Linked DNA regions of Homo sapiens: region 2 is linked to region 1. Evidence: chromatin contacts called from ENCODE Hi-C or POLR2A ChIA-PET data. All regions are on one chromosome and are shown on one strand. The core of a region is the stretch at or near the end of the contact, and the rest is flanking DNA. Distances in the headings are between cores, read along the strand shown. Region 1 overlaps MCOLN2 (mucolipin TRP cation channel 2). Region 2 has its middle 19 kb from the start of BCL10.

Region 1 (7,219 bases), core at 2,148-4,647:
GGTGCCATGTTTTCTTGCCTTTTCATGTTTCTTGTGTCCCTACATTGTTATCTATGCATCTAGTGAAATAGTTGCTTTTTCCAATTTTATGGAATAGCTTTCACAGGGATAGACTTTTTCCTGTAGATGGGCCCTAGGGTGTTGGTTGGTTATAGTGGCTTTGGTTCTGGGCAGACTCAGTAGTATGGTGTCCATGCAGTTTGTTCAGTTGTACTCCTTGTCAGTGATGTCTGTGATTGGCTCAGTGGCCTAAGCTGAGGGAGTTTTTAACAGCAATGACACAGTTTTGCTGGAGGCAGGGATGCCAGACTTGTTGTCGGGCTGGACATGTGCATACATGATAAGCAGCAGGCTGTGTGGCAGGCTCTTCAACTGGGTAGGGGCAATTGCTGCCCAGCTGGTTGTCAGGCCAGGTGTGCATGGTTGTGGTGGGGCCAGTAGGCTGTGAGGCAGGCTCTTTAGAGATGCGAAGTTACAGCTGAACTGGCTGTCAGGCCTGTGTGGGTGTGGAGAGACAGCCAACTGTGTGGCCCAAGTGTGCACAAGCACAGCACACCAGCCAGCTGTTTGGCAGCTTCCTGCTGTGCACTTCTGCCTGTTCCCAGGGGCAGGGGCAGGAAGGGGTGCTGCATGGATTCAGATGTCAGGGTCTCAGATGTTCCATCAGGTCTAGGCTCTAGGCAGCCAGTGTCATGGTGTTGCAGGCACCTTTGTGAACATGGTAGAATAATGGCAGGACTTCAGGGATGGAGAGACACAAAGAGTACTGGCCCCCAGGGCAGAACACACTCTGTTAGCATCTGGTCTCTAAATGGTGTCATGCCATAGCAGCTTAGGTCACAGAGGTGAAGAGTGCGCAATGTGTGCTTCCACTCTGGGGCAGCATGGCTGTATGAACTCCCGGCACCTCTCCAAACTGGATTCAAAGCCTGTGAGGACTGGAGGGCTCTCCTGTAGCAAGGACTGCTGGCATTCTGTGGCCATAATGAGGACCACCAGAGTCTCTAGCCTAACGTTTTCCTATCCAAAGAGATTCCCCTGGCTCTAAGCTGATCCTGGCTGGGGAGACAGTGTGGCAGAGGCAGGGTGCCTTGCTCCCCTTCCTATGTTGCTGTCCTGGGCTTTCATGCTCCACAGGATTTTCCTGCTACCCTGGTGCTCTCCAGTGTACTTCTTTAGTGATTTCAGTCAAAATATAGTTGTTTATTCATTATTTTGGTCCCGTGTGTGTGTGTGTGTGTGTGTGGTGGGGGGTGCAGGAAATGAGTGTCAAGTAATTCTAGTCAGCCATTTTGCTGGCCTGTGTAATTCTCTTTGGATCAGCACACTGGATGCCAGTGATTTTTTTTTTAAGCAGATTTGATCTAACATGTTATACTTTCTTCTGTGTTGTAATCTCGCTATACATTTGTGTCTCCAGATTATCTTTGACAATAAAGCTCACAGTGGCAAAATCAAAATCTATTTTGACAGTGATGCCAAAATTGAAGAATGTAAAGACTTGAACATATTTGGATCTAGTAAGTATGCTATATACTTGCCCATGGGAATTATAGATGATTTTTAACACTTTATTTTGTGGCTTGGGGTATTTAAATGGTTTGTTTGCATGATAATAGGAAGAAAACCGCCTCGAGCATTAGATCCTGTAAAGAATATCCCAAAGCCTTGTATTTTTGTTTAATTCAGCAAATGTTTATTATATGCCTCTTAGAAGAGGTAGCATGACTCAGTGGTTAGGAGCTTAGCTCTGGAGCCAGATTGCCTGGGTTTCGGTCCCAGTTCTGTTTACTGTGCCTGTGATCTTGTACAAGTTACTTAACCTGTCTGTCTCAGTATCTTTCTATGTAAAATGAGAGTAATAGTATAGGTTGAACATCCCAAATCGGAAAAATCTGAAATCAAAATGCTCTAAAATTTGAAACATTTGAGCACTGACATGACCAAAGCTCAAAGGAAATGCTTATTGGAGCATTTTGGATTCTGAATTTTTGGATTTCGGATGCTCAACCTGTAAGTATAATGCAAGTATTCCAAAATCAAAAGAAATCTGAAATACTTTTGGTCCCAAATCATTCTGGATAGGGCATACTCAGCCTAAACTTACCTTCCAGGATATTGAATATTAAATGAATTAGTATATAAAGCAAAGCACTGAACACAAGAGTTGGCACATATTAATTGCTAGGCATTATGGGAAAAGGAAGAAAATGCCTTAGTGAGAGAGACTGACGTGCTTATAAAATCTGTGATGTGTTATGGAGAGAAATAAGGGTATACATACAAAAAGTATGAGGAGAAAAAAAGCAAAGGTAATAAGTTTGAGTGGGGCAGAGTAGGAAAAGAAATGATTCTTGGAGAAGGTATGCTTTGATCTGAGCCTTGGACAGTGGGGAAGGATCAGGGCCTTCAGAGCCCAGACAGCAACCGCTGCAAATGCTGAGTCATTTACTCAGTCATTGCTCAAAAAACATCTCTTAATCCACATGTTTAAAATGGGCTACTGCTGAGCACAGTGGCTCACACCTGTAATCCCAGCACTTTGGGAGGCCTACGCGGGTGGATCACTTGATGTCAGGAGTTCAAGATCAGCCTGGTCAACATGACAAAACCGCGTCTCTACTAAAAACACAAAAATTAGCCGGGCATGGTGGCACATGCACCTGTAATCCCAGCTACTTGGGAGGCTGAGGCAGGAGAATTGCTTGAACCTGAGAGGCAGAGGCTGCAGTGAACCGAGATCATGCCACTGCACTCCAGCCTGGGCAACAGAGTGAGACTTTGTCTCAAAAATAAGTAAAATAAATAAAAAAATTAAAATAAAATAAAATATCATGGGCTACCTATGGAACCTGTTCTGTTTGCTCAGTAAAGAATTAGGATGATGTTAATGATGGATGCTCAGTGTTTTTTATTTTGCAGATTTTGTTTAAATGACTTTCCTTTTGACCAGGTTATCAGAATGAAATAAAATGTAAAATACCTGTGGCTTCTGTTTTATATTTGTTTTAAAGTATATTTGATTTGTGGCCTGCTGCTTTTCAGATGTATAATATGTCCTGACGATTGAAGTTTTGGTTTCAATAATTTCACTGACTGACTTAAGCCACCGATTATAGTTTCAGTTTCTGTTAAAAAGTGGTTACTATTCCCCAGCATACACCACTCTCTTACAGATACGCAGAGATCAGGGGCATATTTTCTAAGTCCAAGTATAGGTTGCCAATTTTCTGTGAAAAGAAACTAACCTTTGTCAAATATGTGATTTGGAATATCATTATAAAGATCAAAATGATGGAAATTTCCAAGCTAGTCAGTCAAATGCATTTCCAGAACAGTGAGTTTTTCCTTCCGCCTGCTGCCCTCCTTGCAACGTTAGGGGTTTTCCTTGCTTGTGCTCAGAAGAGAGTATCTCTAGCCCCCTCCTGTGGCCAATGAGGAGAAACACAAGCCTCCTAGACCACTGGGTAAAAGCTCTTTTAAGATTTACATATTCTCCTAGAGCTGTGTCTTAAGAAACCAGGTTCTATCACTAGGAGAATGTGAATTTAAAATAAGATGATGTGATGTGAAAGCCTTAAAAAACTTATGTTTGGAAACCATCTTAGGAAATGGACTTTTTCCCCTATATGAAGCTGTCTGGTGGATTGAGATTGCCTTGGCTTTGGGGGAAGTGGGCAAGGACAAGGGCGACATCTGGTGGGACACTTACACTATTTCTAACAGTTCAGAGGCTCATTCACACCCACACGCTTACCCCCAGGCTCCTCTCTCCTTTGTCATTACCCATATTGAAGCAAATGCAGGTGAATGTCCATTTTCACATACAAACCTCATGCTGCCTTTTGTGACTCCGAAGTCCCCTCTCTAAATGTGCCATGTCTTCATTTAACTTGGTTTCATAAATATAGGAATTTGGAGATGAGGGGCTTGGGGAGGAATTGGGGGACTCCTTCTTGGCGGGATTCCCCAGTGATGGGTGATATAGATGTTTTTTTTCTTTCTTTCTTTCTTTCTTTTTGAGACAGAGTCTCGCTCTGTCTCCCAGGCTGGAGTGCAGTGGCACGATCTTGCTCACTGCAACCTCCACCTCCTGGGTTCAAGCAATTCTTCTGCCTTAGCCTCTCAAGTAGCTGGGACTACAAGCACACCCCACCACGCCCGACTATTTTTTGTATTTTTAGTAGAGACAGAGTTTCATCATATTGGCCAGGCTGGTCTTGAACTCCTGACCTCATGATCTGCCCGCCTCGGCCTCCCAAAGTGCTGGGATTACAGGCGTGAGCCACCGCGCCTGGCCAAGATGTTCATAAAATACATATTTTTAGCATACCATAGAACTAGTCTTCTCAGTAATTCAAAGAAAAACAGAATCCTATACTGGATTCTGTTAGGAGGACTGGTTTCTGTTTCTAAGCCTGCTTGTTTTCCCATCTGTAAACAAGGTCCAATGCAAACTGTCTTAGAGATTTGTGTTCTAGTTTTATGTCAGAAAGGAAGGTACTAGATGCTGTCCTTGCATTTCATAAGATTTTCAGTCTTATCTTCCCAAGAGCTGCCTCTGTTTCCTCTGCCCCATTCCATGGATCCAAGGGGAAAAAAAATCTTGCATTATGATAGAGCTAAGTTGTTTTCTTACCTACCCATTAGATGATACCTCAAGATAACTTTCTTGAGTGTAAATGGCTAAGGGTAAATGTAAGTGCTAGGCACTGGGCACTACTGTAACAAGCACTTCACACAGACTGTTCCACCTGATTCTCATGGCAGCCTCAGGAACCAGTACGCTTGCCCTCCCCATTTTGTAGGTGGGACATCTGAAGCTTAGTAAGATGAAATCATTTGCTCAGAGAGTTGCATTTACCAGCTGGCTGTCTCTGCTCGCCACCCATTGTAGGAGCTGCTTTGCCCTCAGACACTCATGCCAGTGTCACCCACATCTTTGCATTACTAAGTCCATAGACACTCTGGCATTTCTCTTCAATGCTGTCTCTGCAGAGGTGTTGCTGTGGAAGACTCTGACCGCAGTCTGTTCTCTGAGGGTCGCCTGTCCCTGGTTCTGTTTGCTTCTCCTCTGGCCTTTCTGCTCCATCCCATTCCTGAGCTCATCTCCTTTTCTAATTCTCAAACATTGCTCCCCATCCCCGACGCTGTCCTTCCCAGTGGTCTCTCTGAGGGGCCGTCACTCCCATGGCTTTAACTGCCACTGAATAGTCTTCTCTTGTCATGAATATCCAGAGTAAACTCAGTTTGCCCAAGACAGGGAACCAGGAATCATTCTTGGTTGTCCTTCTTCCTTATTCCCCAAGTCCAGTTAGAGACCAGGCCATGACTCTCTCCATCTCTTACGATTCTGTGCCCTCTTTCACTCTGCCGCAACTTAGCTCAGACCAACATAAGTTCTAACTTAGATTATTCAGTGGTCTTATGTTCTGCTTGATTCTCTTCATTAATTTGAAAGTATACTGAAGCATTATACTAAGCACAGGTGCTGTATTCAACACTACTGTCTTAGTCCGTTTTCTGTTACTTGTAACAGAATGCCTGAAACTAGCTAATTTATAAAGAAAAGAAATGCATTCTTTCAGTTCTGGAAACTGAGAAGTCCAAAGTCGGAGCCCCACTTCTGGTGAGGACCTTCTTGCTGGTTGGGAGTCTCTGTGGAGTCCCAAGGCAGTGCAGGGCATCACATGGTAAGGGGGGTGAGCATACTAGCTCAAGTCTCTCTTCCTCTTCTTAAAAAGCCACTAGAGCCATTCCCTTGATAACCCATAAATCTATGAGTGGATTAATCCATTTATGAGGGCAGAGACCTCATGACCCAATCACCTTTTAAAGGCCCTCCCTCTCAATACTGTCACATTGGGGATTAAATTTCAAATGAGTTTTGGAGGAGACAAGTAACTCAAACCGTAGCAACTACCTATGGGCCCTGCTTCAGAGAGCCTGTCACTTGATGGGGAAGATGGACACTTAATGATAAAATAGTAACCACTGTAAGTGTTTGCTATTATTATTTTCCTGGGGCTGTTTCATGGGCTCTTTGTATATGAACTTGCATAATTTTCACAATAGCCCTATGATGTAGGTATTTTTTAATTCTACCCACTTTTCAGAGGAGGAAACTGAGGCACAGGGGTTAAGCAACTTCCTCAAGGCTCTACAGCTTCTGAGTACAGAGCTGAGATTCAGAGCCAGGCTGTCGGGCTCCAGAGACCATGTTCTTTCCCATTCTACACTGTCTCTGTGCTCCATGCTGTGCTGCCTTTGCAGATGTAATGAAAGGTCAGTGTCTGTTGTGCAGAGGAAAGTAAAGGAGCTCTGGGTGTGTGTAGTAACCAAGAACCATGAAAGTATATAGGAGAGGGCTAATAGAGATGAGAATTTAAGGAATTCTTTTCTGAGATGGGAGATTTTTCATTTGGAACTTGAGGCTGAAAATAAATAAGCTGAGCCATGCATGTGGGAGAAGTGCTGTTCCAGGCAGACAGATCAGCATGTGCAAAGTCCCTGAGGTGAGAGCAGGAAAGAAGGAAGATCAGTGTGGCTGTAGGGTGAAGAAGGTGGGGGTCAGGCAGAAGAGAGCTGGGCTGGGATTGGAGACACTACCGTGAAGTCTGAGAGAAACTAAGGTTAGATTCATCTCCTTCCCATACATTCTTCTTGCTGCTGTGTGCTCCAAACCAAAAATCTGATTACCACTCCCCTCCTTGCTTCTGTTCCAAGAAGTAATTTTCTCTACATACAGAGAAGGCTTATAAGATTGGCACTATGTCCTGGGAAAGTGCACAGTGAGGTTGAGAAGCAGAAGTGGGGATTCTGAGTGGTGGTGTTTTAATTTGTTTGTTCTCTTATTAATGGTGAACTTGATGTCTCTGCTTTTATGTGAAAGAACTCAGAGTAGGTCAGCAGTTTTGCCTTTTTTTGAATGGAGCCCAAATGGATCACTTTCTGTTGAATTCTATTCTACAGTAAATATTTATATATAAATTTGAGTGAATTTATTAGCAGCTCACATAGTTTTTGCTTTTGTTTTTGTTTTTTGTTTTTTGTTTTGAGACAGAATCTCGCTCTGTTGCCCAGGCTGGAGCGCAGTGGCACGATCTCGGCTCACTGCAAACTCTGCCTCCCGGCTTCATGCCATTCTTCTGCCTCAGCCTCCCAAGTAGCTGGGACTACAGGCGCCTGCCACCACACCTGGCTAATTTTTTTGTATTTT
Region 2 (7,489 bases), core at 306-2,805, 350 kb before region 1:
GGCAGATATCTCTGAGACCACCGTAGATGATTGTGCAGTACATATACCTGTGATACACAGGTGCACATGGTGGTCCCAGACATCTGCCCCCCCAGATGTAACTCACTTCCTGCCTTCCTCTCTCTATCCCCCTCTATTCTTTCCCATCCTTTTTCCTCTTTTCATCCTTTCATGTAAATGGAAATCACAGTAACACTCTGAGGTTGTAACGTAGGTCAAAGTAGATGTGTCTAAAAGTGCTTTAACTCTAAAATGCTATATAGAAAGTTATGCTTTATTGTTTCATTTTTCAGAGCAAGAACTATTAAATATGTGTTAGATGCCATCAGTTAAAGTGCTGGGTTGGTTTATTTGGTGGGTTTTGGTTCTAGTTGCTGTGCACATTCCAGTCCCTAAGGCAATCAGTGGTATTTTGAGAACCTAGCTGGCATCCCTGCATGACTGGGATAGAGACATACTCTCCCGAGTGGTGACCCTCCTCCTGGAGCATGCTAGCTAGTTCTGCACAGGTGAGAAGTGGCTCAACTATAAATTAACACCTGGCATTCAGTGTGTCTGCCCTTGTAATTCTTGGTGTGGGGATTGTATCAGAAACCATACGTGTTTCCTTTGTCCTGACATACAAGACTTGTCTCTCCAGATTGGCAGGTACACAGGCCTCTGGCTGAACCCCAATTTCAACAACTCTGGAAGACCCTTTGAGGTGCTCCCCAGGACGCTGTTGGAGTCTCAGTAATAGGATTTCACTTCCCACCCTGATTTCTGAACCTATTGAGGAATAAGATAAAAGACCAAGTGGTTAGAGGCCAAAATATCACATTCACCATTGATAAAGTTTAGGTTGGAAGGCCCAGCTTGTATCTCTTGGCAAATGGAACCTGAGTTTTAGGCGCAACCCTTTCATGGGAGTGCTGGGCCAGGGAAAGCTTCCACCCTGGCCAGGGCCTACCTGGAGGAGCTGAGCAGAGCCTGTGCTCACAGCACATGAGTGCTCCCAGGAGGAGGACATAAGGTTTTGAGCCACGCTCCCAGTTTTTCCTCCCAAATTCACCAGGTACAGAAGGAACTCTGACAGGGACCAGTGCTAGCCAAGAACTGTTCCTCTCCCACAAAGTCTTCTCAGGGCAAAATGTTTATAGAGTGACAAGTTCCCTCAAGAGGAACATCTGGTCACCCTCTAATCTATGCTGTTCTGACAGAATAACTAAAACACGCTCTTCCATGCCCTGTCTGGTGTTTACCACAAACCAAAGCTATGTGCTGGCATTCACACCTCCCACCACTGCAGTCACTTCTTCCGTTTACCTAGCATCCAGCACCCACTCATCACCCGCTCTAGTCTGACGGCCCACAGGGTATTGTGGCTGGAGCCTAGCATTTCCTTTTCAACTGTTTAAGGGATGCAACCTGCTTCTCTTTTGTTCTTACACAGACGCATTCTATGGGCAGCTTCCGTATCTTTGGACCTCAGTGTCATTAAGTATCACATGGCCTCACAACAATAAATGGAAAACCTAATCCTCGTGTATGTGTTTTTAAAAGTCCGTTCCATTTAAATGAGTCATACCATTAAGTCAACACACAGTTTCGCTTTAAACCCTAAGTCACTTACATAAATCCCCAGGGGTTCACTGTGACCCTGTGTAAGGCTTCTTCCTTTTCTGTAAACTTTCGTTCTTGGATTACACATTTCCAGGGATGACTGCCAACTCCTTCTTTTGCCTTCAGTCCTCTGAGAGTGTGTGTGCGTGTGTGTGTGTATTTTATGTCTGCATCCTGGTCCTCCAAATAAAAGCCACCTTTCCTGTTTTCTCAGCGACTTGAATCAATTCCAGTTTTCCATTTTCCCATTAGTGTTTGGTGTGTGTGCTTTGCTGGATTGGTCAAAGAAGCTCCCCACTCTGCAGAATTTTTGAAGGCTCCTAAGGTAGAGAGCATTACATTGGAAAGAAATGGAGCTTTCTGATTCTTCAGAGACTCAGCCTTCTCCTCTGAGGACCCAGCTGCTGGTCAGGTGTTTAGGAGAACCCAGCAGGCAGTCTATGCTTCCATGGTCTTCCCAATAACACTTTATGCTTCCTTCTACTAAGTACAACCATCTATATTTTAATGACTTGTCTTTCTCCTTCCCTGCTCTGTGAATTTCTCCAAGGCAAAAACTCTGTCCTAGCCAGTTATGATGGCTCACGCCTATAATCCGAGCTACTCAAGAGGCCAATCACTTGAGGCCAGGTGTTCAAAACCAGCCTTGGCAACATAGTGGGGCCCTCATCTCAAAAAAAGAAAAGAGAAAAAAAGGCCTGTGTTCTATTCTTCTTTTGATCCATTTCAGTTAGCTCCTGACTCTTAGTGCCAGCTCAGTTAGTATTTGAGAAAAGGTAAAGGAAAAGAAAGAAGCAAGGGAGGCCAGAAGGGAGACAGGTTCCAGCACCCTTGAATATGCTGGCACTCCCTCTAGAAAGCTGCTCCTACATGTTTCTCTGTGGTCGGCTCCTCCTCTCTCTCTCATTCCTATGTCCATTCAGCATCACCCCCTCAGAATGTCCTTTCCTGACATCCTTCTTAAAGAAGCCACCACACAGTCATTCTCTATTTTACTTTCCTGTTTTATTTACTTCATAGCTGTTTGTGATCTGAAATTATTTAACTGTATGTTTATTTATTGTCTGACTCCCTCCACTATGATGTAAGCTCCATGAGGTACAATAGTTTTAGGATCTTAAATAGTGCCTAGCACATGATAAGTGCCTAACAAGAGTCAATTGAGGCTGGGTGCAGTGGCTCACTCCTGTAGTCCCAGCACTTTGGGAGACCAAGGCCAGTGGATCACCTGAGAACAGGAGTTTGAGATGAGCCTGACCAACATGGTGAAACCCCATCTCTACTAAAAATACAAAATTAGCCGGGCATGGTGTTGGGTGCCTGTAATCCCAGCTACTTGGGAGGCTGAGGCGGGAGAATCGCTTGAATCCAGGAGGTGGAGGTTGCAGTGAGCTGAGATCATGCCACTGCACTGCAGCCTGGGCAACAAGAGTGAAACTCAGTCTCCAAAAAAAAAAGGCCGGGCACGATGGCTTATGCCTGTAATCCCAGCACTTTGGGAGGCTGAGGCAGGTGGATCACCTGAGGTCGGGAGTTCGAGACCAGCCTGACCAACATGGAGAAACCCTGTCTCTACTAAAAATACAAAATTAGCTGGGCATGGTGGTGCATGCCTGTAATCCCAGCTACTTGGGAGGCTGAGGCAGGAGAATTGCTTGAACCCGGGAGGTGGAGGTTGCAGTTAGCTGAGATCACACCATTGCACTCCAGCCTGGGCAACAAGAACGAAACTCCATCTCAAAAAAAAAAAAAAAAAAGAGTCCATTGAATGAATAAACAGAGAAAGAGAGAAAGGTAGGCAGGCTCTCCTCTCCCTTTTGCCCACTTGAATTGACACCTTAAAATGTAGACCACCACAGACAAAAAAGAAGCTGTTCTTCTGTCCTTTGCTGACCTGTCTACCTGGCTCTTTAACATGGACTGCAGGGCCCAGAAGACATCTTTACTGGGAGAACAGTTCAAGATACAAAAGAACACCGTCAGGAAAGTGGTGATGCTCACGTGCAGAGCCCTTCTAGAAATGGTTCCAGCCACACCACCTGTGTTCACTGTACAGACTGAGCTTCTGAAAGGATGGCAGGGAACATACGTTTCACAGACACCCACAGGTATTTAAGCAGAGGTGAGGGCTACTGTTGATATGTCATGGCACCTGGAAACACGTGGCACTACAAGACCTCAGGAGAGAGCCAGACTTGGCCAGCCAGGGGCCAGGGGCTGCCGCGCTGCTGCTCTGCCAGCTGCACTGTCCTCATCTCTCCTCTGTGCATCCATTTCCTGCTCTCTCACTGCAGATCTGTGCACAGGAGCCAAACATGCTGCTCAAGAACCTCAGAGGCCCATTTCCCAATTCCACAAGGGAAAACCTGGTGAGTCCAGCTTGGGTCCAGTGTCTACATCTTGTCCACTCAACTATGAAGGGAAGAGGGTCACACTGTATAGGTGTGGCAGCTGATACAGGGTTCAGAAAAAGGGGTATGTAGTTGGGGATCACCCCAAAAACATTTACCATCTTTACCTTAGTCAACAGATGGTGTGCTCAGACTCCAATATCTGAGAAGCAGTTTATTATCATTGCCCTTTAAATGTCCAGATGTTTTCCATTTGTCTTTTCTGTCATTAGCCCACAATCACCTGGCAGTGGAAGCATAAAATATAAGAGGCTGCCCTCTGAAATATTTGCTGGGTCACTAAGGGCATTAAACACTTGTTTCCAGTGTTAGGGAAGCTAAAACAGAGGTCGTGGGTCAATGACAGAGCAATGTTTTAATGTCTACATTGGCCTAAGGAAGCCAAATGCTGCAGAAATCCTGTGGGCAGCTTTCCATCTTCCTCTTTCATCGATGTCAGGGCCTGAGAAAACTCTTGGAATGTATCCACTTAAGTCCAACCACTTTAACAAAACAAGATAGAGTATATTCTGAATGCAACCCAAACACACCTCTCTGTGGGTAATTATGAAGCCAGCTCAAGCAGCCTTATGCCTCCTGCGATGACTATTTCTGACTCATTCCATTGGTTTTCTGACTTTATAGCCCAGGTGTATGTGTTATAAGGTGACACTAGGTGAGATCATACCCTGTTTTTTTTAATACTTGGTAATTTTCAACCGAATTTATGTTTAAGAAACTGTTCCTTTGGGAGGCCAAGGCGGGCAGATCATGAGGTCAGGAGATAGAGACCATCCTGGCTAACATGGTGAAACCCCATCTCTACTAAAAATACAAAAAATTAGCCAGGCTTAGTGGCAGGCACCTGTAGTCCCAGCTACTGGGGAGGCTGAGGCAGGAAAATGGCGTGAACCCGGGAGGCGGAGCTTGCAGTGAGCCGAGATCGTGCCACTGCACTCCAGCCTGGGTGACAGAGCTTGACTCCGTCTCAAAAAAAAAAAGAAACTGTTCCTCTGTTGAGGGAATCCTGTTGATGGACTGGAAGAGAGATGGGAGGAAGATGGGCATAAAATAATGTGGCTTCAAAGAGAGATGTGGCTCTGCACATTAAAGTAAGAAATTGGTTTAGCTATGGACAGAGACACATTTCCAAAGATGATGTCTCCTTTGGAGACATATTCCTACCTGAAGAATATGAGAATATGTGACCCAATGTGTCCACCACTGCCTTGACTTATTGAGAGGTTTGGGGCCAGTTCTGTCTGGTCCCATCTTGCCCGGGTACTATTCCATGAAGACCCTCTAGGAGACCAAGTCTTCAATCCTGGGGCTTCTAAGTGCCCTGGACCGTTGGAAGCAGGGACTTTTCACGTGGTGTGTGAGGGGCAGAGGGCTGAACAAAGCCCTAGGGAACAGGTGGTTGTCTTTGGGCCTTGCTAGTCATCACTGTGACTGCAGGCCATGAGCAATGTTCACCACAGGCAAATGAGACATCTAATCTAGGTCCTCAGGACCAGTGGGGGTCTCCAGGAGTATAGAGCTTATGGGCTACAGTCCATAGAGGACAACTATCTCTCCTTCTGCCCTTGGGGTCCTTAGCATCTCCCTATCCCCCAGTCTGTGGACTCCTTAGTCTGGAGAGCAAAGCTTTCTTTGCAATTTTGCAGTTATGCAGCAGGCTGTTTCTGTCTTATACCTGCACTGGTGACTTTTGAACTTAAACACTATAAATTTGGCTAATTCTCTGCTTCAAGAGCGACATCCTTCCCCTAAAGCAATGATAACTCATATCGAGTTTTCTGGGCTGGGAGGAAGATCATTAGAGTGCAAGTGAAGAAAATCAGAGAGCACAAAGCTGGAAGAGGTGTGCAGGCTGCGGGTGGGTAAGAACACAGAGTGAATTATTTAAAACATTAACCCACTTCATATATAGGATCAGGTATTGCGCCTGTATATAAGCCTTGTTATTGTGGAGTTGTGTGTTCTCGTTCACATGATTCCTTGCTGGGCTACAGGACAGACATGTGGACCTCACATGGAGGAGAAAGCAGGAAAAGTAGCTGGACTTGGCTTGGTTCAGCAGAGTCTGGGCTGAACTGTGGACGTCCTGCTGCAGAGTTGAGTGGGGAACCTGGATCTTGGGATATGTACCAGGGTGGGACAATTCTGAGGATGTTCTATACCAGCTCTGTCCACTAGGAATATGCTGAGAGTCACATATGTAATTTCACATTTTCTAGTAGCCACAGTTTTAAAAAGCAAAATGAAACAGGTGAAATTAATTTTAATATTAATACATTTGTTGAACCTTGTCTACCTAAAATATTATATCAATGTGGTAATCAATATAAAAAATAATCAATAAGATGTTTTACATTATATATATAATTTCTAACAGTATATATATATATATATATATATATATATATATATATATATATATATATATATACTGTTAGAAATCCAATGTGTATTTTACATTTGGAGTGCAACTCAATTCTTACTAGCTATATTTCAAATGCTCAGGGGTCACAAGTGGCTAGTGGCTACCATCTTATAGGTCAGGGAAGCTCTATACTATTTCTCACAGGTTCCCAGTGGGATTGAGCCCCAGTTGCCCACAGTGGTAATCTTCTGATTGACGTCTCCTATCTAGATTTCCTTTCCTTCCCTGAAGGCCTCCATTCCCTTGCCAATGCTTCCTGGGATCATCCTTCAAGTGAACCACTTGCTGTTCACTCCTTCCCTCCAAGTCAGCTTCTGGGAAATCCAACCTAAGATATGATGTTCTAAGCCCATAAGCACTAAGGATAGCCACATCTTCTGTTAGTTAACTTCTTCTCACTGTTGAACTTTCTATTATTTTTACATGGAGTAAATACTTGCTAAAAGTTACAGCAGGGTGTATTCTACGTTATGACAACCTAGGGGGTCTTCCCATTCTGGGGCCTGAATAGCAGAGAACAATGTCCACTTCCCTCAGGCCAAAGTGGTGGGAGCAGTAGCAGTGCCCAAGGAGATAGCTGTGCTTAGCAGCGGGGTGACCTCTCAAGTGTCACCAACAGCAATGTGCCTGGGCATCAAGGAGCCTGGGGCAGCAGAACACAAAGGACTCATCTTGCTTTCACTTAAGATGGCCCTGGGGACCCTCGGATAGGCCAGAGGACAGTCTCCAATCACCAGACCAAGAGGAGGAAGTACCAGCTACCACAATTTTATATTTAAAAGGAAATTTAAATTTTTGTAGGTATAGATGGTAAGGTCGGGACACCCTGGTCACAAGTGAATTAATTCTCTTTTTTGTTTTGTTTTGTTTTTTGAGACAGAGTCTCGCTCTGTTGCCCAGGCTGGAGTGCAGTGGTGCAATCTCCACTCACTGCAATCTTTGCATCCTGTGTTCAAGTGAGTCTCGTGCCTCAGCCTCCCGAGTAGCTGGGACTATAGGTGCACACCATCACATCTGGCTAATTTTTTTGTATTTTTTTGCTGAGACAGAG

What was found. A loop is a pair of places that touch in the nucleus more often than their neighbours do. ChIA-PET counts read pairs that join two places held with the same protein, here RNA polymerase II (POLR2A). Pooled maps may share reads with other maps.
Region 2: a map with no recorded cell type shows a loop between it and region 1 (11-fold over the local background). The contact joins two enhancer-like sites. A Hi-C loop is called at or near these places in 1 of 37 single-sample maps with no recorded cell type and 10 of 50 pooled maps. POLR2A ChIA-PET finds 5 or more read pairs at or near these places in 1 of 52 experiments (CD4-positive, alpha-beta memory T cell).

What each region holds. Positions count from the first base shown.
Region 1 is chr1:84,941,334-84,948,552 of GRCh38, reverse strand. MCOLN2 (mucolipin TRP cation channel 2) reads left to right here. Exons shown (of 14, transcript NM_153259.4): 7 at 1,421-1,520. Among named protein-coding and RNA genes, the nearest start is that of LPAR3, 52 kb to the right of the region's middle. RefSeq lists enhancers at 204-403, 3,293-3,587 and a silencer at 474-523. Within about 2 kb of position 3,397, at least 24 of the 41 ENCODE cell types and tissues checked have a DNase peak (open chromatin) inside an H3K27ac peak, as active enhancers do.
Region 2 is chr1:85,292,182-85,299,670 of GRCh38, reverse strand. No RefSeq gene overlaps it. Among named protein-coding and RNA genes, the nearest start is that of BCL10, 19 kb to the right of the region's middle. Within about 2 kb of position 1,555, at least 24 of the 41 ENCODE cell types and tissues checked have a DNase peak (open chromatin) inside an H3K27ac peak, as active enhancers do.